Linked DNA regions of Homo sapiens: region 2 is linked to region 1. Evidence: chromatin loops called from intact Hi-C (ENCODE). Cell type or tissue: mammary epithelial cell. All regions are shown on one strand. Each heading gives the region's core, and the rest is flanking DNA. Links, peaks and the distances in the headings are about the cores only.

Region 1 (11,331 bases), core at 4,126-9,125:
AGTTTCCTTTTTTAGTAACTCTTCCATATCAAAGACATCTCACAGAACCTCTCAAACTGAACTGCTGTGGCAAAAGAAAAAAGTAGTAGGATGTCATAAAGTGGTTTGAAAAAACACTGGCATGTATGTGAGAAAAATTCATTTTAATCCTGGGGTATGTTTTGGAACCATGTACAGGAACCATTGAAGAATAGATATTTTATGTATGTAAAGTTGTTTCTAACTAAGTAGACTTTGTTATAGCAGCCAAAATTGTCTAAGTCACTCTCTGTCAGAGAGGTGAAAGACCTATACAAAGAGAACTATAAAACACTGCTTAAAGAAATAATAGGTGACACAAATGGAAAAACATTCTGTGCTCAAGGATTGAAGAATCAATATTGTTAAAATGACCATACTGCCCAAAACAATCTACAAATTCAACCATATTCCTATCAAGCTATCAATAGCATTTTTCACAGAACTAGAAAACACTATTCTAAATTAATATGGAGCCAAAAAAGAGCCCACATAGCCAAAGCAGTCCTAAGCAAAAAGAACAAAGCCAGAAGCCTCACATGACACAACTTCAAGCTATACTATAAGGCTACAGTAAACAAAACACCTGGTATTGGCACAAAAACAGACACATAGACCAATGAAACAGAATAGAGAACTCAGAAAGGAAGCTGCACACCTACATCCATCTGATCGTTGTCCCAGCTGCTCAGGAGGCTGAGGTGGGAAAATCACTTGAACCTGGGAGGTCGAGGTTGAGGTGAGCCAAGATCATGTCAGTGCACTCCAGCCTGGACACCAGACCAAAAACAAATAACCCCATTAAAAAATCAGCAAAATACATGAACAGATACTTCTCAAAAGAAGCCAACAAACTTGAAAAAATGTTCAACGTCACTAATCATGAGAGAAATGTAAATCAAAACCCAGTGGGATATCACATCAGTAAAAATGACCATTATTTATTTCTAATAAAGAAAGTTAAAACAACAGATGCTGGCACAACTGTGGAGAAAAGGGAACACTTATACACTGTTGGTAGGAATGTTAATTAGTTCAGTCACTGTATAAAGCAGTTTGGAGATTTCTCAAGGAAATTAAAACAGAACTACCATTCAATCCAGTAATCCCATTAATGTGTATATATCCAAATGAAAATAAATTATTCTACCAAAAAGACACATACACTAATATCTTCATTGCAAGACTATTCACAATAGCAAAGACGTGGAATCAACCCAGGTACCTATCAATGATTAATTAAATAGAGATTAGATTACATGAGGAAAATGCAGTACATATACACTATGGAATACTATACAGCCATACAAAAGAATGAAATCATGTTCTTTGCGTGTATGCAGTTGAAGGCCATTATCCTAAGCAAATGAATGCAGGAACAGAAAACCAAACAACACGTTCTTACAAGTGAGAGCTAAACATTGAGTACTTACGGATGAAAAGATGGCAACAGTAGACACTGGGGACGGCTGGAGGAGTGGAGGGGACAGGGGTTGAAAAACTATTGAGTACTATGCTCAATTTTTGAGTGACAAGTTCAATTATATCCCAAACCTCAGCATCACACTAAGTACTCATGTAAAAACCCACACATGTACCCCTGACTCTAAAATGAACGTTGATATTATTGAAAAATAAAAAAATAAGACTGGGATCATGCCTGTAATCTCAGCACTTTGGGAGGCTGAGTGGGTGGATCTCTTGGGCCCATGAATTTAAGACAAGCCTGGACAACATGGTGAAATCCCATTTCTATAAAAAAATTCAAACAAAACAAAAAAGCAACACATGGTGGCATGCGCCCTGCAGTTCCAGCTACTCGGAAGGCTGAGGTGGGAGGATCACTTGATCCCAGGAGGTAAAAGATGCAGTGAGCTGAGATTGCACCACTCCACTCCAGCCTGGGTAGACAGGGAGAGACATTGTCTCACACACAAAAAAATAATAAAAATAAAATAAATAAATAATTTTTTAAAAAGTGTGTTGCTACACACATCTATTACTATAAACAAAATTTTGAACAAGAGGATTATTTAAAATCCTGGATAGGCAATAGCATCAAGAACAGTATTTGATTTTACAGGTATGACATTCTTAAACTCCGTATTCCTAGGTTTACAAGATGCAGCTTCACAAGAATTATCTAAACCAAAGACTGTGGCTTGGCTTTTTTATAGAAACATGTAATTTTCCTGAAAGCTACTATGTTATGAATTATATAGAGTAATAAGTATAGGCCTTTGATAACATGTTATCTTATTTTGGGCTCTAATTTGTACAGTAGTGATTATAGTTCCAAAAAGTGTTCTCTCAGTGTGAAGATACATACCATCTTCAACTGCATTACTGAGAAGGTATCCTTTTAAAATTTATCTTAAAATATTCCTACTGTTTACTAAAATAATGTAGTGAAGTGGTAGGAATATCCTATATAAGTTTGAAGATAAAATGTATTCCTTCTATATTTCTGAAATTTGCTAGATGTTAGGATTATTAGGTGATTATAGAAGTTACAGAGATGGATCACTACAGAAATCTAGTGTTTTCTTCTTTGTCACTAAATGGATGCTGCTGCAGGCAGTTAGCTTGTTTCTTAGCTCACCAAAATGCCGGTGATTTTTATACATATTCTATGGGCTGATTCATAGTTCTGACCCTGCTTTTTGAAAAGATGTAATTTCCAGCAGGTTTTTTGAGAAGGTCATACACATATTGTCTTGATGTCATGTGGAAAGCACTGGCTCATCACAAGAGCCCTGTGGCTTTTAATGAGTTTTGCCATCAGAGAGGTATTTGAATATTGTTCAGTAGCCTTGTGTCTCATCATTATATTTTGCTTCAAACTTGAATTAAAGGAGAGATGCAAGCAAAATCCTGACAAAGCAATCGATATTTACTTTGTGTATAAACCCTTGCAGCAGATCAAACTTGAAAAAGATATCCTGTTTTCTAGTAATATCTAACTGGACCCCTACAGATATCAAGCATAGGTCTCTTTAACTAGGCAATCCCAGCATAAATGGAGTGGTTACCGACACTAAATTGGTCTATTTATCCTGGAATGAGAGAGGAATTGCAGTCAGCAGGAGGGAGGGTAGTTTCTGAGTCATATGCTCTTGCATAGAAGAAGAGATGGGAGGTGTTGTTAAAATTAATTTGCTACTCAGGCATTTTAGAAAATATACTTGCCTAGCTTCCAGGATTTAGAGGTATCCGAAGCTGCTGGCAAGTAGGCCACCTGAGAAAGACGTGTAAAACATGGTAGAAGAAGAATGAACAATATTTCTGTATCCAATTCACTGTGACTTCTCTGTTTTTATTTTTTCTGGTGCCCTTAAAATGATCATGAAATAAAGGGGTGAGAAGATGCTCAATTATTGGAATGCTTGTAGTGAAGACAACCATGGCTCAAGCATCTTCTTAGTCACACAATAATGAATACCTCCCTAATTTGATGTGCTTCAAGTAGCTCAGACTGTTGACAGTAGCAAATCTGGTAAAAGAGGAAATGACCTCTGCAGAGCCTATGGAGGGTATATAACAGACTCTCAGTAGAGGAATTCTCACTTTTACCTCCAGCTAGTTCTGCTGCTGCCACCAAAAAAATTTGAGGTTTTCCTCTTCTTCAGATAAGATTATTATTACTACCACTAAAATGAAAGCAATAACTACTACTACTGCTACTAAGAACAGTAGCTGCCATTTATTGAATAGGATGTGTTAGGATCTGTCCTGAAATCCTTGTATGCTCTATTATTAGTCCCCATTATAACTCAGATATATTGCTCATCTCATATTGCAGGTGAGGAAACTGATTTAGAACGATTAAACACACACAGAAAGTAAATGGTGAACACAGCATCTGTACCTGTCGCTGTAGCCCCCAAATGCAAATTTAGTCATCATTTAGTTAATTAATATGCAAGAGGTGCTTACCAGTGTGAAGAGTTTCATTTTGTAAATCATGTACAGCAAGCCACATGTACAGAGCTCTTTCTCCTGTTCTCTCTGATCTGATCTCGTTTGCTCCTTGACAGGCCATCCCAGTCAGCCCTGCTTGGGGATCACTAGTCATGGATTTATGTGACCATCTCAGTCCCACACTGTTTCTCTTTATTTTGCTCAATTCATTTTAGTCCCAATTTTTCAGTTTTCTTTTTATAGTTAAGAGCTTTGCTTCACTACTTCCTTCATAACACTAATCACATACCCACTCTTACTTCAATCTCCTTTAGTGTCAATTTATTCTTTAAACATGTATTGAATTCTTACTATATGTTGAGGAACTAATACTAGTATTAATTGATCTATGATCATAGGAAACTTGGAGGTTAATGAAACAGATACAGATAAACAGCTAAATGCAGTTCAAGGTGATGCATAGGATTATAGTGATAGGCAGAAAACAATACATTATAAAACTAGAGTGGAAACATCAGAGGTATCTTCCTAAAGGAAATAGTAACTAAACTGAGTGTTGAACACCAAAAATAAGTTAGTCAAGTGAAGAAACATTTCAAAAAGCAGAAATAGAATGTTTAAAAACAATGTTAAAAGAAAATTTCAATTAATTCCAAATGACTGGAACTTAAGACTGGGAAAGGTAGAGGCTTATGGGACTAGATTGAGGAAGTATTCAGAGAGAAAATCAGGAAGGACCTTGAAGCTCCCCACAAGAAGACTGCATTTTATCCAATGAACAGACCCTGGGCAATTTTACATACTAATTGAGAAAGGGAGTGAGACGGGCTTGAACTAAGGCATACTGTAGTTCTGTTTACTGCAGAAAGGAAGTTCAAGAACAGCATCACAACTTGTCTGGGCATTATTTCCTCACAGCTAATTTAGGCTTCTCTGCACCCCAAACTGGCCAAGAAAGTTAAAATGCTACATTTCTCTAATAATTAGACTTCTTCATACTGAAAATTTCCTTTGAAAAAAATAAGGATATTTTAATATGAAGCAGAAGTTTAGCAGTTACTTTTTGCGTGCCTGTGTGCATGTGTGCATGCTAATTTCTGTGAGACTTGGTCATAATCTTAATCATTCTTGAAAGCAGAGAGTGATGAGTCTGACCTCAGGGAAAAGCTAGGCTGTCTTTCCTGGCATCTTGATATTATAATAGATTTTAAGATTCTGTCAAGTATACTGAAGGGAGAATCCATGAACACTGTACATTTATTAAAGACCTACTATGTGTCCGCAATTTTCTCTATGCTATGAAATGTAAAAACAAAATTTAGTGTCTCTGTCTTCAAGTTGCTAAAATATAATTGGAGAGAGTAAAAAAAAAAATCCCCAATATTATTAGATAAGATTTTGTGGCAATACAATCTTTTAAAAACTTGGTAATGCAGGCTATGAAAGCAATGGGAGTTCAGGGAAGAAAGATGTCCAAGCAGGATATGCTTGACCAGTGGGTGCGATAGAAGGGGCCTTCCTTTAGCTGGAGGTCCTGGCTGAGTAGCAAGTACGGTTAGTTTACAAAAAGGGAGTAAGATTGCATACTGTGAGTGGAAGGGGCCAGGGTTGAGGTACAGAGTATTAAAAATCTTTAATGCTAAGCAAGAAATGTAGGTCTTATTAGGTAAGTTGTGAACAGAATATAATAATGAAGTCTTTTTATTTTTTTTTAACTACTTTTGCAGTGGTGTATGAATTTGCAGCCACATGCCTACCTGGATTTGTGACTTTTGTGAAAACTCACTTCCTACCCTGGCTTCCCCTATGAAAGCAGGGCCTGTGACACAGGCTTACATGGAGATAGTTTATTTTGAGAAATCATCCCGAGTCAGGAGAGAGTGACGCTGGGATGAGGGAAACGAGGATGGAGGACAAGGCCATGCAAGGTTCAATAAATACTAAGCTGTCCTTGCAAGGGCATCTGGGGCTGATTAGGCTGGGGCTTTCTGTGGAGTCATCTCACAAAACCTACCCAAGGAACAAAAGATTGGCACATTTATTCACAATTGCTCCATGGGGTATTAACTTCCTCATTGTTTGCATTGCATTTGCATGACTGCTTGATGCTGAGTCAGAGATGCCCAAGAACAGAAGATGAGAAATTCTAGGTTGAGCTGAGAGTAGGTGCTGTATTTGTACATTATCAAAGGTTGTGCATAGAAAGGTCTGGAGTTTAAGATGAATTGAAAAGTCCTGACCAGAGGCAAGAACTATCAGATATACTCATCATTTCATTTTTAAGTAAAAATTTTAAATGATTACAAAATGTATACAAATTTATTATTACCAAAAGTATTATGTTAACAATTAACCAACAAAATATTGCCTAGAAATCATTTGGACACATCTTTAATGAATAACTTAAACTGAGTTATTATTAATATTCTCTTTCTAAAAGCCTAATATGGTGCCTGACATGAAGTGGGTGTTTAATAATGACATATGGAAAAATTGAGTGCATTATATCATGTAAACAAGTGCTTTCAAAATGGATTGAAAGGTATATTCTTCAGTACAACTGGGGTAGCAATGATGTCAGGGAGTGAACCAGAGGGCTTATTAAGGAACTAATTTATTTTATAAATATTTACAGATGGCACCAGGGAAAACAATAGCTTACCTTGAAACCAAATTATTTCAAAACCCATTTCAAATTGTAATTGATTAGTTTTTGAAATCATGTGTTTTTTTAAAAAAAAATTAAACCCCTTATCAGAGAGCTTTACAGTTTGTAGTAACCAATAATGACATAATGTGCAAACGTAAATGCAAAAAAATTAAAAAGCCACAGAAGAGTGTTACAAATAATTAATAAAAGGATGACTTTGTAGTTTTAAAGTAGGCTAATAATGCTTACATGTCACATATATAGCGTATAGTATCATTTGTAAATATTCTGGTAAAGTGAGCTATTTCAAGACATGGAATCATATCTTTTCCATCCTCTTTTAAATGCTTTTTGTTCAATGAATACATCACTAAACAAAAATTTACAAAACATCTATGTGTCCACTCAGGAGTTTGAAGTAAGTGCCTGCTTCCATCTGTCTACTTCCATCTCTCTACTTGTTTCTTTCCTTGCTTGAATGATAGTATTAACATACTAAGAAGTTCTTGGACATCAAATTTTAGTATTAAAACATACGTTTTTGAAGCAAAATGTCCTCATCGTGCTCTGGAGAATTCCCTTCCGGTTTTAGCATGGTACCCACAGATTCACCTCCTGGTGGTGATGCTTGTCAGCTACAAAGGCAGGTGTGGTTTGGGCAGGGAGTAGGCTCTGAGCCCTTCTTCCTGGACTTTAATGAATTATGAAGATCCAGTTGCCTTAGATTTTCTTTCAGCCACATAGCCTTAAATCTGGGCAGTCACTTCAGAGATGTTTTTGTTGGTTTTAATTCTGTAGTATCTTGTGGACTTGCAAGCTCCCAAGATTTCCAGTGCCCATAAATATAAGCCATAGAAAATTTTTCATCCATGGAGCTTAATTTTAATTTCAAGTCATCTTAATTCTCACAACAATAAGTGGTTTAATTTTAATGAAGTGATTCATGACAGACAAGACATCACCACAAGAAACCAGCTGAAAAGTGATTCGTTTTTCCCTCAGACTGTGTTTTTGTCAGGATTCTGGAGAAATTAGGAAAATGGAATCAGAGCTGGCCAATCGTTGCTTATGTAGCATTGTAAAACTCTTAGGCATCTTGTCTAACATATTTATCTTAAACTTTGTATCCCAATGCTTAATGAAAGTACATCTTTTCCAGAACACTCTTATATTTTGATATCAGAAATCTCATGTTTAAGAAACTTGCTGCTTGGAATATTAAAATTCAGTACCCGATTGTGAAGTGTGATAGAGCAAATCATCTTTAAGTATAAATCTTTGTCTGCCTTTATATAAAATAAGGTCACAAAAATTGAATGGTGAAAAGTCAAATTATATATACTAAAGGGGACAATTATAAAATGTTAAAAATTCATAAGGTTACCTTCTTCTTTAGTAAAATTTTCTCCGTCTAAGGAGAGGGCATCACCACTTACCTATTTGCTCAAGTGATTTGTATTGGTATCATCCTTTTTTTCATTCTTTTCCTTTACCACTAGTCCAGCAAATCTTGTAGATCTGTTTCCAAAATATAGCTCTTCACTTGTTTATTTGCAGAGCTACCATCCTATTCCAAACATCTCTCATGTACACTGTGATAATATTCTCCTCCTACTCTTTCTTCCTGTGTCCATTTTGTCCCCCTTTATATACACAATTTACCCAGCTGCCAGAATAATCTTAAAACATAAACGAGAAAACTTCACTCTACATTTATATTATAGTCTAAATAAAATCCAAATGCTTTCACAAATCAAGTACTCCTTTTTTTCAGAGACCTGGGAACTTGAAACAAATTGTCCATCCTGAACTTTCTCTCCTCTTTTGATCATGGCTTATCTCTCTCTATTCTTTTCCTTTTCCTATCTTTCCTTTATAAATATTTCTGATGTTTTTATATCAATTAGATGCTGTGCTAAGTAGTGCAGTCACTACAATGGGTGTAGGGGCCAAAGGGGACACAAAACTTTTTTTTTTTTTTTTTCCTCTCTGAGGTTTATTGAAAAACCAGCTCACAAAAGGAGATTAACTGAAAAAAAAAGGCATAAATATGTGAGACTGTGTACATGGAGGAGAGCCACAGAATAATTCCCTCAACCTTCCCATGGGGTTCAGAAGCTTATTTATCATCTTGAGGTTATAGAAAGAATAGAGGCTTGGACTGTAGCCAAATAGGTTCTGCTGGTAAACAGGTTATGGGAGTTGGAGAAAGATGAGGCCTGGCAAGCAAAGACAGCCTTGTCCTGTAGATGAAACCTCACAGGTAGCAGCCCTCAGAGAGAATAGATGGTAAATATTTCTTTTTTTTTATTTAAAAAAATTTTTTTTAAATTATACTTTTTTTTTTTTTTTTGAGACGGAGTCTCGCTCTGTCGCCCAGGCTGGAGTGCAGTGGCGGGATCTCGGCTCACTGCAAGCTCCGCCTCCCGGGTTCACGCCATTCTCCTGCCTCAGCCTCCCAAGTAGCTGGGACTACAGGCGCCCGCCACTACGCCCGGCTAATTTTTTGTATTTTTAGTAGAGACGGGGTTTCACCGTTTTAGCCGGGATGGTCTCGATCTCCTGACCTCGTGATCCGCCCGCCTCGGCCTCCCAAAGTGCTGGTATTACAGGCGTGAGCCACCGCGCCCGGCCTAAATTATACTTTAAGTTCTGGGCTACATGTGCAGAACTTGCAGTTTTGTTACACAGGCATACATGTGCCATGGTAGTTGCTGCACCCATCAACCCGTCGCCTACATTAGGTATTTCTCCTAATGTTATCCCTCCCCTAGTCCCCCAGCCCCCAACAGGCCCTAGTGTGTGATGTTCCCCTCCCTGTGTCCATGTATTCTTTTTGTTCAAGAATACATGGAACATAAGAATATTGTTCTTATGAGTGAGAACATGCAGTGTTTGGTTTTCTGTTCCTATGTTAGTTTGCTGCGAATGATGGTTTCCAGTGTCATCCATGTCCCTGCAAAGGACATGAACTCATCCTTTTCTATGGCTGCATACTATTCCATGGTATATATGTGCCACATTTTCTTAATCCAGTCTATCATTGATGGACGTTTGGGTTGGCTCCAAGTCTTTGCTGTTGTGAATATTTCTTTCAGACTTTTAAAGGTGTCAGACTCTCTGTTAATTTTCCCTAAATTCAGCCAACGGAAGGTCTCAGAGAAATCCTGGCTGCCTCAGATGCCGATTTGTGCTACAGATGCAAATCTCACCCACAAAAGACAGCTTTCCAGGTTATTTCTCTTTGCAGGCCCTCTGAACCGCAATCTCAAAATATGCCAAAGAAGTGTATTTTGGTGTGAAATATTTTGATTTTCTGTATTGGAATTTTTTTTACCTCCGAGAGCACAATAAACATTTTATCCATCATTGAAGCCTTATCTTGTACATCAACTGTGAATGAAAACTCTCTTGACCCTCTGAGCAAGGTGTAATCTCTCATATTCTTTTAAAAATACTGCCTACATATAATAAAATTCATACATTTTACGGCTATGCTTATATTTTTTCTTAATTAATTACTTTGGACCTTTGTCAAAAATCAGTTTACTATGTATGTGTGGTTTATTCCTGGTCTCTCCGATCTGTCACATTGATCAATTAATCCACCCTTATACCAAGACCATGTTGCTTGATTATTTTTAGAATAAGTTTTTAAATTAGTTGATGTAAGTGCTCAACATTTACTCTTATTTTCTCAAATTATTTTGAATAATCTTGGTCTTTTGCATTTTCATATGAAGTTTAAAATAAGCTTACAAGTTTCTTCACAAAGTCCAGTAGTGTTCTGATTGTGATTGCATTGTACCTACAATTTAATTTGAAGAAGATTTTCATGTTACCATTACAGAATCTTCCATTCATAAATATAGTATATATCTTTGTATATTAAGGTCTTCCTTAACTTCATTTTTTTTTTAATTTTATACTTTCAACTTATGTTCTTGCACATTTTGGTCAAATTTAGCCCTAATTATATTTTCAGTTGCTATTGTAATAAATAATGTTGCTTTTTAAAAATTTTGTTTTCTAATCATTTTTACTGCTATATAAAAATATAACTAATTTTGTATATTGATCTTGCATCCCAAAAGAGTGTAACATTCACTTATTTATATTAGTAAAGTTTTTATGCATTTCTTAGCTTATTTCTACATATACAATCATGTCGTGTGCATATAAGAAAAGTTTTATAATTCCTTTATAATCTCTCCATATGGTTTCTATTTCTTTTACTTGCTTTAATGTGTTAGTTGAACATTCAGTAAAATTTTAAATAGAAGTGGTGAGAATTGACCTTCTTTGTTTTAACCTTGAGTAGGAATCACTCATCTTTTCAGCTTTGAAGATAATCTTAGTTGTTGATTTTTCAGATTTTCTTAATCAGGTTGAGAAAGTTTTCTTCTATTCTCAGTTTTCTGAGAATTGTTATCAATGAAAAGGTTTAAATATTTTTCAAATAATTTTCTTGCATGCATTGAAGGGGTCATATGGTTTTATCCTTTATTTTATTAAAATGCTGAATTAAGTTGATTGATTTTTCACATATAAACCAACCTTAAATTCCAAGGATAAACTTCCACATAGTCATAATGTATTATTCTTTTTACATTTCATTGGATTTTATTTGCTAATATATTATAGCTTTTGTGTCTATGTTCATGAGGACTATTAGTCTGTCATTCTCGTTTCCTGTTATATCTCAACAAAATAAGTTGAGAATTGTTCAGACCTCTATTTTC
Region 2 (11,331 bases), core at 3,291-8,290, 240 kb before region 1:
GCTCACTGCAAGCTCCGCCTCCCGGGTTCACGCCATTCTCCTGCCTCAGCCTCCCGAGTAGCTGGGACTACAGGCGCCCGCCACTACGCCCGGCTAATTTTTTGTATTTTTAGTAGAGACGGGGTTTCACCGTTTTAGCCGGGATGGTCTCGATCTCCTGACCTCGTGATCCGCCCGCCTCGGCCTCCCAAAGTGCTGGGATTACAGGCGTGCGCCACCTTAACCAGTTATTTTATATTCAAAATGGATTACTTGTAGACAACATATACTTGAGCCTTCTTTTTAAAAAACCTGAAAATTGGGCTGGGTAGGGCGCGGTGGCTCACGCCTGTAATCTCAGCACTTTGGGAGGCTGAGTAGGGCAGATCACCCGAAGTCGGGAGTTCGAGACCAGCCTGACAAACATGGAGAAACCCCTTCTCTACTAAAAATACAAAATTAGCTGGGCATGGGGGCACATGCCTGTAATCTCAGCCACTCGGGAGGCTGAGGCAGGAGAATTGCCTGAACCCGGGAGGCGGAGGTTGCAGTGAGCCGAGATCGCGCCACTGCACTCCAGCCTGGGTAAGAAGAGCGAAACTCCGTCTCAAAAAATAAATAAATAAATAAATAATAAGAAAATTGAAAACCTGAAAATCTATCTCTTAGTGTGTTTAGATCATTTACATTTAATTTAATTGTTGATCTGATTAGATTTGGTTGATTATTAATTTATTATCTTTTTATTACTAATATTCTTTGTCTCCTCTATTTCTTGTTTCATGTTTCATTTTCTTGACGTTTTTGGTAATTAATTAAACTGTTTTTAGTGTTCCATTTTAATTAATATATTGGCTTTTTGGTAAAGCTTCTATTTATTTCAATAGTTTTTCTATGGATCACAGTATGTCTACTCAACATTTCACTGTTTATTTGAGTTAATATTTTATCATTTAAAGTAAAATGTAGAAGTCTTACAACCATGTAGGTTTGTTTACTATCTACTTGTTCTAGGTGTCATGTGCATTGCATCTAATTATATTTCAAAATCACACAAAATACTTAATAATTTTTGCTTTCAACAGTTATATACATTTTTTAAAAACTGAAGAAAGGTCATATAAAGTTAAAAAGTTTCTGCACATCCAAGGAAACAATCAATAAAGTGAAGAGAGACCCACAAAATGGAGAAAATATTTGCCATCTATCCATCTGACAAGGAATTAATAACCAGATATACAAGGAACTCAAACAACAAAATAGGAAAAAAATCTAATAATCCAATTAAAATATGGGCAAAAGATGAATAGACATTCCTCAAAAGAAGACATACGTATGGCACACAGGTATATAAAAAGGTGCTCAAAATCACTGATCATCAGAGAAATGCTAATAAGAACTATAATGAGATATTATATCACCCCAGTTAAAATGGCTTTTATCCAACAGACAGGCAATAACAAATTCTCGAGAGTATGTGGAGAAAGGGTAACCCTCATATATTGTTGATGGGAATGTAAATTAGCACAGTCACTATGGAAAATAGTTTAGAAGTTCCTCAAAATACTGAAAATAGAACTACCATATGATCCAGCAATCTCGTGCTAGGTATATATCCAAAAGAAAGGATATCAGTATATCGAAGAGTGTCTGCACTTCTATGTTTATTGCAGCACTATTCACAATAGCCAAGATTTGGAATCAACCTGTGGCCATCAATAGACAAATAGATAAGGAAAATGTGGTATATATACACAATGGAGTACTATCCAGCTAGAGGACATTATCTTAAGTGAAATAAGCTAGGCACAGAAAGAGAAACTTCACATGATCTCATTTATTTGTGGGAGCTAAATATTAAAATTATTGAACCCATGGAGATAGGGAGTAGAGTGATGATTACCAGAGGCTCGGAAGGGTAATGGTTGAAAGGGGGAAGTAGAGATAGTTAATGGGTACAAAAAATATAGTTAGAATGAATAAGATCTAGTATTTGATAGCACAACAGGGTGACTACAACACTAATTTATTGTACATTTCAAAATAACTAAAAGAATATAATTGGATTGTTTGTAACACCAAGAAAGGATATTACACATTGTATGCCTATATCAAAACATCTCATATATCCCATAAATATATACACCTATTGTGTACCTTCACATTTTTAACTTTAAAAAAATGAATAAAAGAAAATAGTATATTTAACCAGATATTTATCATTTCTGTTGTTCTTTCTCCATTTCTGAAGTTTCAGGATTCCCTGTGATATTATTTCCCTTAAGCCTAAAGAAATTCCTTTAGTATTTCATTTGGAATAGATCTGCTATTAGCAAATTCTCTTAGCTTTCCTTCATCTGGTAAGGTCTTCATTTCGCATTCATATCTAAAAGATGTTTTCATTGGCTATATAATTTTGTGTTGACAGTGTTTTTTCTTCCAGTATCTTAAAGATTTATTTTGCTGTATTCTGGCTTTCATGTTTTCTGATGAGGAAACTTCAATCATTGCAATTCGTGCTCACTCTATGTAATGTTTGGTATTTACCACTTTGATCATGATCTGTCTAATCCTAATTTTCTTTGAGTTTATCCTTTTAAAAGTTTTCTGAGCTTCTCCTTATAGGACTCAAGTGACAAGGATGTTATAACTTTTGATATTTTTCCCACAGGCACCTAGAGTCTGTTATTTTTTTCAACATTTTCCCTTATGTTTCTTAACAAATAAATTAATTAACAGATAATTTCTGTTGGGCTGTCTCCAAGTTTCCAGTCTCTTTCGTCTGTTTTCTTCATTCAGTAGGTAAACTCACCAGTGAATTTTAAAATTTTTATCTATTATATTTTCTTGTTCTAACGTTTTCATTTTTAAATTGTTTTTAATTCACTGCTGAAAATTACTATATTTCAATTTATTTCCAGTGTGTTTACTTTTAACTACACCTACAACTAAAGGATAGTTATGTTCTTTGCTATAAAGTCATTCTGTGTAATTCCAACATTTGGGTTGCCTTGTGTTTAGCATTAGTTGATTGTATTTTTCCTTGACAATTCATCATAGTTTCTTGGATTATGTATAATTTTTTGGAGTATACACTACACATTTTTGATATTATTCTGTGAGATTGTAGGTTTTATTAAAAGCCTGTTGACAATGTTGTTTATTTATAATATGTTCCATTGCCAGCTCAATGGATAAGCCCACTGTAGCTTAACTCACCAGCTGATTATAACTAAAACTTCTAAACAAAATATAGAGTTATTGTTTTTAGCAGGTAGTTGACATATTTAGTAACTTATTAAAATTTTTCTTACCTTTTTGGTTTCAAAAGGTGATTAGTGGTTTTAATATCAGTTTAGTTTCTAAACCTTTGCTACATTGCTTTCAGCCTGTGCCACTCGTGTCACCAGGGATTAGTCAGAAACTAAGAGGTGGTGCTTTATATTATGGCTCAATTCTTGAAGTTTTTTCTGTGTTACTTTGGGGTTTTCCTATGCATTCACAACTCAGAGATGAGCTCAGGAGTTTAGCTAATTTATACATAGAATTAGGAAATTTCCTTCTTCTGCCCTCTTTTCTACTGGATTCCCCTACATTTTCTGTTTTGCAGGGGATGTTTTGCCCAATCCTCTGACCAAAAAGATTAGGTTTGTCTTGCAGTCTTAGGTGCCTGTGCTACCCCCAGATTTCTGTTATTGGAGTTCACTCTCAGGCCTAGTTCATGAAAGAAAAGAAAAGACAAAAAAAAAAAAAAAACTCCCCCAAAAATTATACTCACATGAGTTTCCTTTTTCAGTTTTGACTTTCCCTCTCCAACCTGCCTGCTTTTTTATCCTATTCAGGTAATTACTTTTTGTATTTTGTCTACAGGTTTTAGTTGTAATCAGTTAGGGAATTAAGCTATAGTATGCTTATCCATATTGGCTGGCAACAGCACTTTTTATAAACATAATTTTGGATGGTTACATTGTAATTCACTTTATGGATATTTTAAAATTTAAAATGGCTTCTCTATTTAGGAACACTTGAGTTTGTTCTTTGGTTCTTCTAAATAGCATTACAGAGAATATTATTAAAATAAACATTTCTCTAAATCTGATTATTTCTTTAAAAGAAGTTCTTATAAACCAAATCACTAGATCAAAACATAAGAAAGCATATAATTCACTAGGACAAAGCATTTTTACTGCCAAGGCACTTTGACTTTATCTTGGAAGTGATAACACATGTGCTGTAATGACATTATCAGTGTTGTGGTTTACACAAAAAGCTCTGGTGGCTAGAAGAATGAGCTGAAAGGGAAGAAGGAGGTGGAAAAATCATTCAAAAGTCAATTACAATGTTTTGAGTTAGAAACTCTAAGTGTACGAACTAAGGCATTGTTACTAGACATGAAGAGGGGGCAATGGCTCCTTTTTTTGAAACAGAATCTTGCTGACAGAGAAGATAGGATTTCAGTATAAGTCATGGATGACCTAGGCTTTGGATGACTCAGAGACCAAGAGAACAGGAGGCAGGATGAAGAATAAAAAGAGTGTACTTGGAATTTTGTGAGGGAAGTGGTTTTGCCACAGGAAATCCAGGTTTCTGTAGGAATGAGGAGCTAAATGGATCTTACGTAGAAGGCTTTAAGAAAACAAGAACATTTCTTTGAAATGGGGCATGATGGCATAAAATAAGATAAAAATAATCGAGGAGAAAACAAAAGGAAAAGAGGAGATCTAAGCTGAATAGAAATGAGGGTTTGAGAGGAGGTGGGTGATGACAGTAGAAAATCTGCAAGTTGATAGGAATGAAAGAACAAACTTAAGAATGAAAAACCTCCACTACCCAGTAGGTCTGCGGTCAGAGGCGGTTCCTTGTGAATGCCACTTTGTTCCCCAGATGACTGAGAAGGTCTTAATGCCTTAGCAGGAAGTCTGCCCCTGCCTTGTGGTGAGGTCACTGGCAGTTTACTTTGCCTCTTTGCAACCAAAATCTATCTTTGGTAACAAGCTAGTAACTACTTTTGGTTCCCAAACTCCCACCCTTCCCTACCTCAAATTGTGTAGCCTCCATCCCCATCCATAGGCTGAAGCCTCTGTTACTCACAAATTCTGATAGCACTCAAAGAGCTTTGAAGTCATCATCTTACAAGTTGTATGCTCTTCAGGAATTTGCTCAACCGCCTGTGGGTATTTCCTCATCTGTAAAATGAAAAGGCCAGATGAGTACCTCAAACATACTTTGTGGCTCATTTTGAAATTATAACCTCAGCATAATCATTTTTATAAATCTATATTGTATACATTTGGAGAATATAGCTAAAACAAGCAGCTTGGGGAATGACTCAGTGCTTGACCATAAAACCATTCTGTATGTGTCATTACTAGACTAAGCAACAGCTTGCAGGCTAAACTATGAATGTTAGACAGATACTTCTAAGGGGCAAACTGTGAGCTAGAAGTTGTGGATGTGGAAGGAGAAGCAGTGCTAAATCTTTCTGACCCAAGTTATAGTCACCAAACTGATGATTTTGGAATTAGCAGCTAATGGTATCTGTTTCTCAATTGAATAGTAAAATTGGTAGTGGAACCAGTGTGAATAAAATTCTGAATCTTTATTACCTAATACAGGTGCAAGTCAAACACAGACAGCAATTAGGAAATGATTGTGTGGTGAGTGAGTAGGGAAATAAAAATTATCACACTATTTCAGAAGTTAACAAAGTCACTTTGGAGGGCCTCATGAAGTATTCCTTATAGCTATACCAGGATGAATATTTAGGTTGTGGCTATGCTGGGTTTAGAATATTACGATGCTTTCAGGCCTCCTGAATGTCTTCCTAATATCCTGGCTGCATAGGCCCCTTGTTTAGGACTTTCCAAACCTCCCCCATGACTCAGCGACTAAAGGTATAATGCCTGGAGTACCCTGCTCTTACAAAGTGGCTAATGTTGATATCTGTGTATCTAGCCTATGCAGATTATTATTCATTTTGATTTTTATCTCCTGCCTATACCTAGAACTGCTTTTTCTAAAAAAAAAAAAATCACTGCATTACTAACATTAAAACATCAAGATATTTCAGATAAAATAGAATTCAGATGGAATTCCCTATTTTTTCTTGACAAATCAGAAGATCTGATAAGATTGGGTCTGTATTCTTACATACAAATAACTGTCTGGAGTTGCATAGTTTCTGCCATCTCTAGATCAATAGAACTCCTTCCTTTTCCCCAGAAAAAGCAGAGGCACATGTACTTTACTTATCTGCCAAACTCCTAAAGGAGGGTGACCACATTTCCTAGTCTGCCTGTAAGAATCTCAGTTTACTCTGTTGACCTATAATTCATTAATATTATCCCCTTTTGTTTTAAAACATGGCCTGGTTGGAATGAACAATTCAGAGGACTCTGAATCTGTACTCTCTAAGGAAAGCATGCAATCGACTATCAAAAATTGTATGCTTAAATGATGCTACTTTTTATTTCAGATAAAATTACTTACATAAAAACTTTATTAAGCATCCACTACTTGCAAAGCACTGTATTAGAAGCTGAGGATAGTGTGAGATCAAGAAGAGACATGATTTCTTTTCGTAATAATTATGGACTCTATTGAAAAAGATAGACAACTATAAAATAATTAAAATATGATTAGTAATAACTTAGAAAAAAGACATAGACAAGAACCTAATCTTATCTAGACTAACTAGAGGTGGCCTCTAGATAGAAGCTGAGACTTTACTTTTCCCCTCTCAGATTGGAGCAGAATAGAATGGGGAAAGTGTGCTCCAGAGAGGGAGAAGTGCATGCTTGAAGATCTAACACGATAATATGGCAGGTTCAAGGAAGAGAAAAATATTTCAGTGTCCCTATAGAATGGGTTGGTCTAGTAGGGATAAATGATGCAGGTAGGGATAAATGATGCAGGTGGGAACTCACAAGCTGTGTTAAAGGATTGTTCATTCATTATTAGGTCAATGGGCAAAGATTTGGGCAGGGTAGTGTTAATACCACATTTATGTTTAGGAAGATTATTCTAGATCAAGTATGCAGAATAGATGGAAGCATTAGGAGGCAGTTACAGTAATCTAGGGAGATAATGATGGTATGGCTTAGAATACAGTGAGATGGAGGGAAATGAGATCTAAGAAGTATTAAGGGGATAAAATTAGGAATATGCAGTAGTTAACACAAATATTGGAGATGAGGAGCAGGGAGGGATAAGAGATAGCTCTTAGATATATGGCTTGGAAAATGAAGTGGATGAAGCTGCTTTGCTGCCTTTCATTGAGATAGGGAAGATGATATATATACATATATGGAAGGAGGCCTGATGAGTTAGTTCTGGATAAGCTGAGTGTGAAGTGCTGTGAGACACATGGGTGAAAAAGTCCAATAGATAGTTGAAAATATATGCAATTGGATTGCAAATCCAGACAATAGCCTGGGAGTATAGATTTAGGAGTCATCTATGAATTAAAACAATCTTGGTACATATAAATAGAAAGAATCATGATGCAAGTGATAAAACTTACAAAAGACTGCATTAAGTTCTAACAAACATTATTTGATTGGACAAATACATATTGTGTATTTATTATGTATAAAACACAAAAATAATTCAAATAATTAGGTTGGACAATTGCTGGAGAAGCTTATGGGGTTGAGAGGGTTTTGTTTATTTGTTTTAGACAAATGGCATATTGATTATGTTTAAATGTTCATAGAAAGAAACCAGTAGAAAGTGAGAAGAAGGTGACTGGTGAGAAAGTACGAAGAAGATTAGGATCAAGGGAGGTTGAGAAGAGTTGAGAAAATGAAAATTAGCAACTCCAGATATTGGGTTAAAATTATTTCCTCCAAAGAGAGTGTTGCCTATTAATTACAAACTGTGTAATTAGTTTTTCAAGTAATGTAATACCAAATACAAACAATCTCTGGTACATTTAAAGTCCATTTACGTACAAACCATTCTCCTGTCAAAAAGATATTTCTTCATGTGAGCTTGTCTTCCAGGTCACCAAACTGACGACATCTGCAGTGCTTTATAAAGTTAAATATGCTTACTTGGAATATTGCTGGTTCTATTAACAGCTACTTTTATCCCCTCTCCATTCCTTCTTTACCTCCTGGATTTTTTAAAGGTAGCTCTCAAGTTCTGTCACAATCTCTGATGCTCACATCCCATGTTCTTACAAATAGCTTCTGAATTCTTATTAAGTAAATCTCACATCATGGTGAAGTACCAACCTACACACACTAAAGCAATGGCAATCAAAGCATTGCCAAAATCTTTATTCCTGAAAGTCTGGAGGTAGAAGTTAAATCATTAACTGACTTCTATTCTAATTTGGCCATTGAAGCATGGCTTCATTTTTTTCTGGTGACTAGCAGAATCAACAAGCCACAAATGTTCAGTCAACTTAGGCAAGATACCAAACAAAAAAGAACAAAAGAGGACAGCATCACTTTTCTAAAAAGCCCCTTCTTTCAGGGAACTCAAAGGACATCACATGCATGAACTCATTAATATCTTATAATTTTCTCACAGTGTGAAAACCATTTTAAAGTTAAAGCAAGGAGCTATTTTAATAGTCTTTGGAAAGTTTATCAGTAAAAGCCTGAACTAAAACAAAAATTCCTAATTCCCTTGGTGGTCTAACACTGGTTACACTGAGAACGTTCCCATGCTAGAACATTAAGATTATTGTAAAAAATAATATAATTATTTGGCATTTTGAATAAAACATCACTGAGGCATTGAAATATAAATTACATTTTTGTAGTTTGAGTCCTCTGATGTCAGCATACATCATTATTTCCCAAATAATCTGTTCTTCTCTGATCCCTGTTCTATCCAGAAGAGAATGAAGACAGGCTCTGGAATCATACAGAGGCAATTCCATTCCTAGCTTGGCCACTATAGGATCTTAGATATTTTATTTAAGTTCATTTTTTAATCTGTAAAATAGGAAAAAAATACTCTCTCATACAGTTGCCATGAACACTAAACAAGGTTATGAAATGACCTGACTCACAGTTGAAACTCAGGAAGTATCCAGTTTTCTTCCTTTTTCCAAATGGAAATGAAACTTCTAGGCTAACACACATTCTCCCTTTCCTGCATCATTCTTTCCCATTGTTCCCCAGACAATCATTGTCCTTTACACATTTCCGAAGTCAGATTCCCTACTCCATCTCTGATTCTTTTATCTTTTATTTTTCAGCTGGCATATAGCATCTGTATAAAGAAAGTAGGTTATATTACTTTTAGGAAGCCAGAACACAATTTGTAGAAACCAATTACTTTCATCTCCCTAAAAGCATTTTTCAACAGCAAGAGCTCAAGTCTCTAATAAGGTATACCGCATCAATAAACTGAAGAGTTTGGTTCAGAATTTTAAATTTTTAACAAGAAAGTTATACAATATTATAGTTATTATGTTAATTTGGCACTGATTTTAAAATCTGGTATAGTATGCACTCAATAATTTAGAGATGAATTTGTAAATTGTCCATATTTCACCAGTTCTTTTATCTATTGGATAGTGGAAAACTAATTCAGATATCCCTTTATAGGTGACTTTCAAATTTATAGAATTATTTCTTTGGGAAACAAATTCTTTTTTCTGACTTATATTGAAAAGTATAAATTTTGCTTTTGAAATGTGATCTCTAAAGACAGAAGACAAGGTTGCCAGGACAGGGGGAGAGGGTACTTCTTCTATTGAATATAAAAAACTATTTTGTGTTCAGCCATGTGAGGGGTAGGGATAGGATGGAAATTGAGGCTAGCCCAACAATCATTGCTCCTTTAATTTCTATCTGGCAAAGAAGGCTCAGTATTGATCCTGATCCACATCAATCATTGCAATTACGCATTCATGTGGATGGTTTTCAAGCAACACCCAGAGATCACAAGATTATATACCATGAAAAATAATTAAGTGTTACAGTATTATTTTAAGATTTTATTATCATTTTTTCCTGTCTTGGTGAACCTTATAGAAAATATCCCAGTTCTTCAGTGATTTGATAGTATTTCTTACTTACGTGACTGTTAGAGCATCAGTTGATTGAGGTAAAAAACTGGGCAGGTTTTTTGTCTCCATAATTTGCACCTATAACAATTGTTGAGAAAATATCGGGTAACTGAATAGATATATTAATGGATAACTGAATAAAAGCACTAATGATATTGATAGTGAATATTCACTCACCGGCTTTAAGAATTCCTCATTGGCAGGTGCCTATTCTTTCTGGGCACTCCAGCCTATTTGATTTCATTTAACATTCTAAGGAAGAAGAACAGAGAGACCAGTTACAGACAATTAAAGAACCAGCAGAATCCCTGAATATCTTTGCATTAATAGAAGTTATCAGCTTTTTTTGATGTCCTTTTCCAGAATGGAGACAGACCAACTAAAGACTAACAGTGTTTAAAACTAGTGGTGCTCATTACGGCTGATATTACAGAGTATAAAGAGGCATATTTCCATTTTTTAACACCAATACATCTACTTAATGTACTTGTTGAATTTATTCCTAAAATAATTCTTTGAAATACTTCATAATGATTGCTTTATCTTCAAAGCATATGCAGGCATTTAATTATATGATGGTATACGGTGCTTTGGGGGCTTTTTTTTGGTAAACAAATTGCCAATCAGGGGACTAAAACCTGAAAATTCAAGTCTCAACTAATTTTATAGTGTGGGAAAATGACTAACGTATAAGAAATGTTTACAACAATTACACAGTTGACTTAGCAATTGGCTTCAGACCATTGTCCAATTTATGGGGAATGCACATTTATCTAATTTCTCACCATATTAGCAAAACTATATATTCAGTGAATCAAAGAATATAGCCTATAAATTGCCTTAAGAATAGTTACTGTTGCCTTTCCTTAGGCAGACTGTTCTAGTATCTATCAAAGTGATGCTTTAAAAGGAACAACTCTTCTTAATAATTGCATTAAAATAATATGGAATTAGAAATTTTCATACTTCAAATTTTAGATTTTATGTAACATCTATATGTATTTGCTTATATAGACATATATAGTTCATATACATGTGTATGTAAATATGTGTGTGTGTATCAGCTTTCCATTTCAGTGATCTACTTTTTTTTTTTTTTGAATTAACTCATTTCTCTGGTTGAGTGATGTCTCTGTTTTAGAGAATACAGTTTGTGTTTTTGTAATAGAATTATTGTCCCAGAAATTGACAGAATGTATTTAAAGCTATCGTAGCACTTACATAGTTCTGGAGGATTTGGGGCATATTTAAATATATTTTTCTGTGTTTTTGATTTTAGAAATTTTCTTTGATATGTGACTGCTATATTAAGGCATAATACG

Evidence for each region. Peaks named below come from ENCODE experiments on the same cell type or tissue, not always from the same donor. Only the 100,000 strongest peaks of a DNase experiment are listed, where the experiment ranks them.
Region 2: it touches region 1 in a loop (2.5-fold over the local background); 4 of 110 quality-filtered maps call a loop at or near these places.

The regions. Positions count from the first base shown.
Region 1 is chr3:110,571,774-110,583,104 of GRCh38, reverse strand. The region is part of intron 3 of LOC105374037 (a long non-coding RNA gene); the gene reads left to right. Among named protein-coding and RNA genes, the nearest start is that of NECTIN3-AS1, 490 kb to the left of the region's middle. RefSeq lists an enhancer at 5,711-6,299. In mammary epithelial cell, for the core only: no CTCF peak of the experiment used is centred there; a DNase peak (open chromatin) is centred at 6,004; H3K27ac peaks cover 443 bases.
Region 2 is chr3:110,808,260-110,819,590 of GRCh38, reverse strand. No RefSeq gene overlaps it. Among named protein-coding and RNA genes, the nearest start is that of NECTIN3-AS1, 260 kb to the left of the region's middle. In mammary epithelial cell, for the core only: no CTCF peak of the experiment used is centred there; DNase peaks (open chromatin) are centred at 4,480 and 5,240; H3K27ac peaks cover 2,495 bases.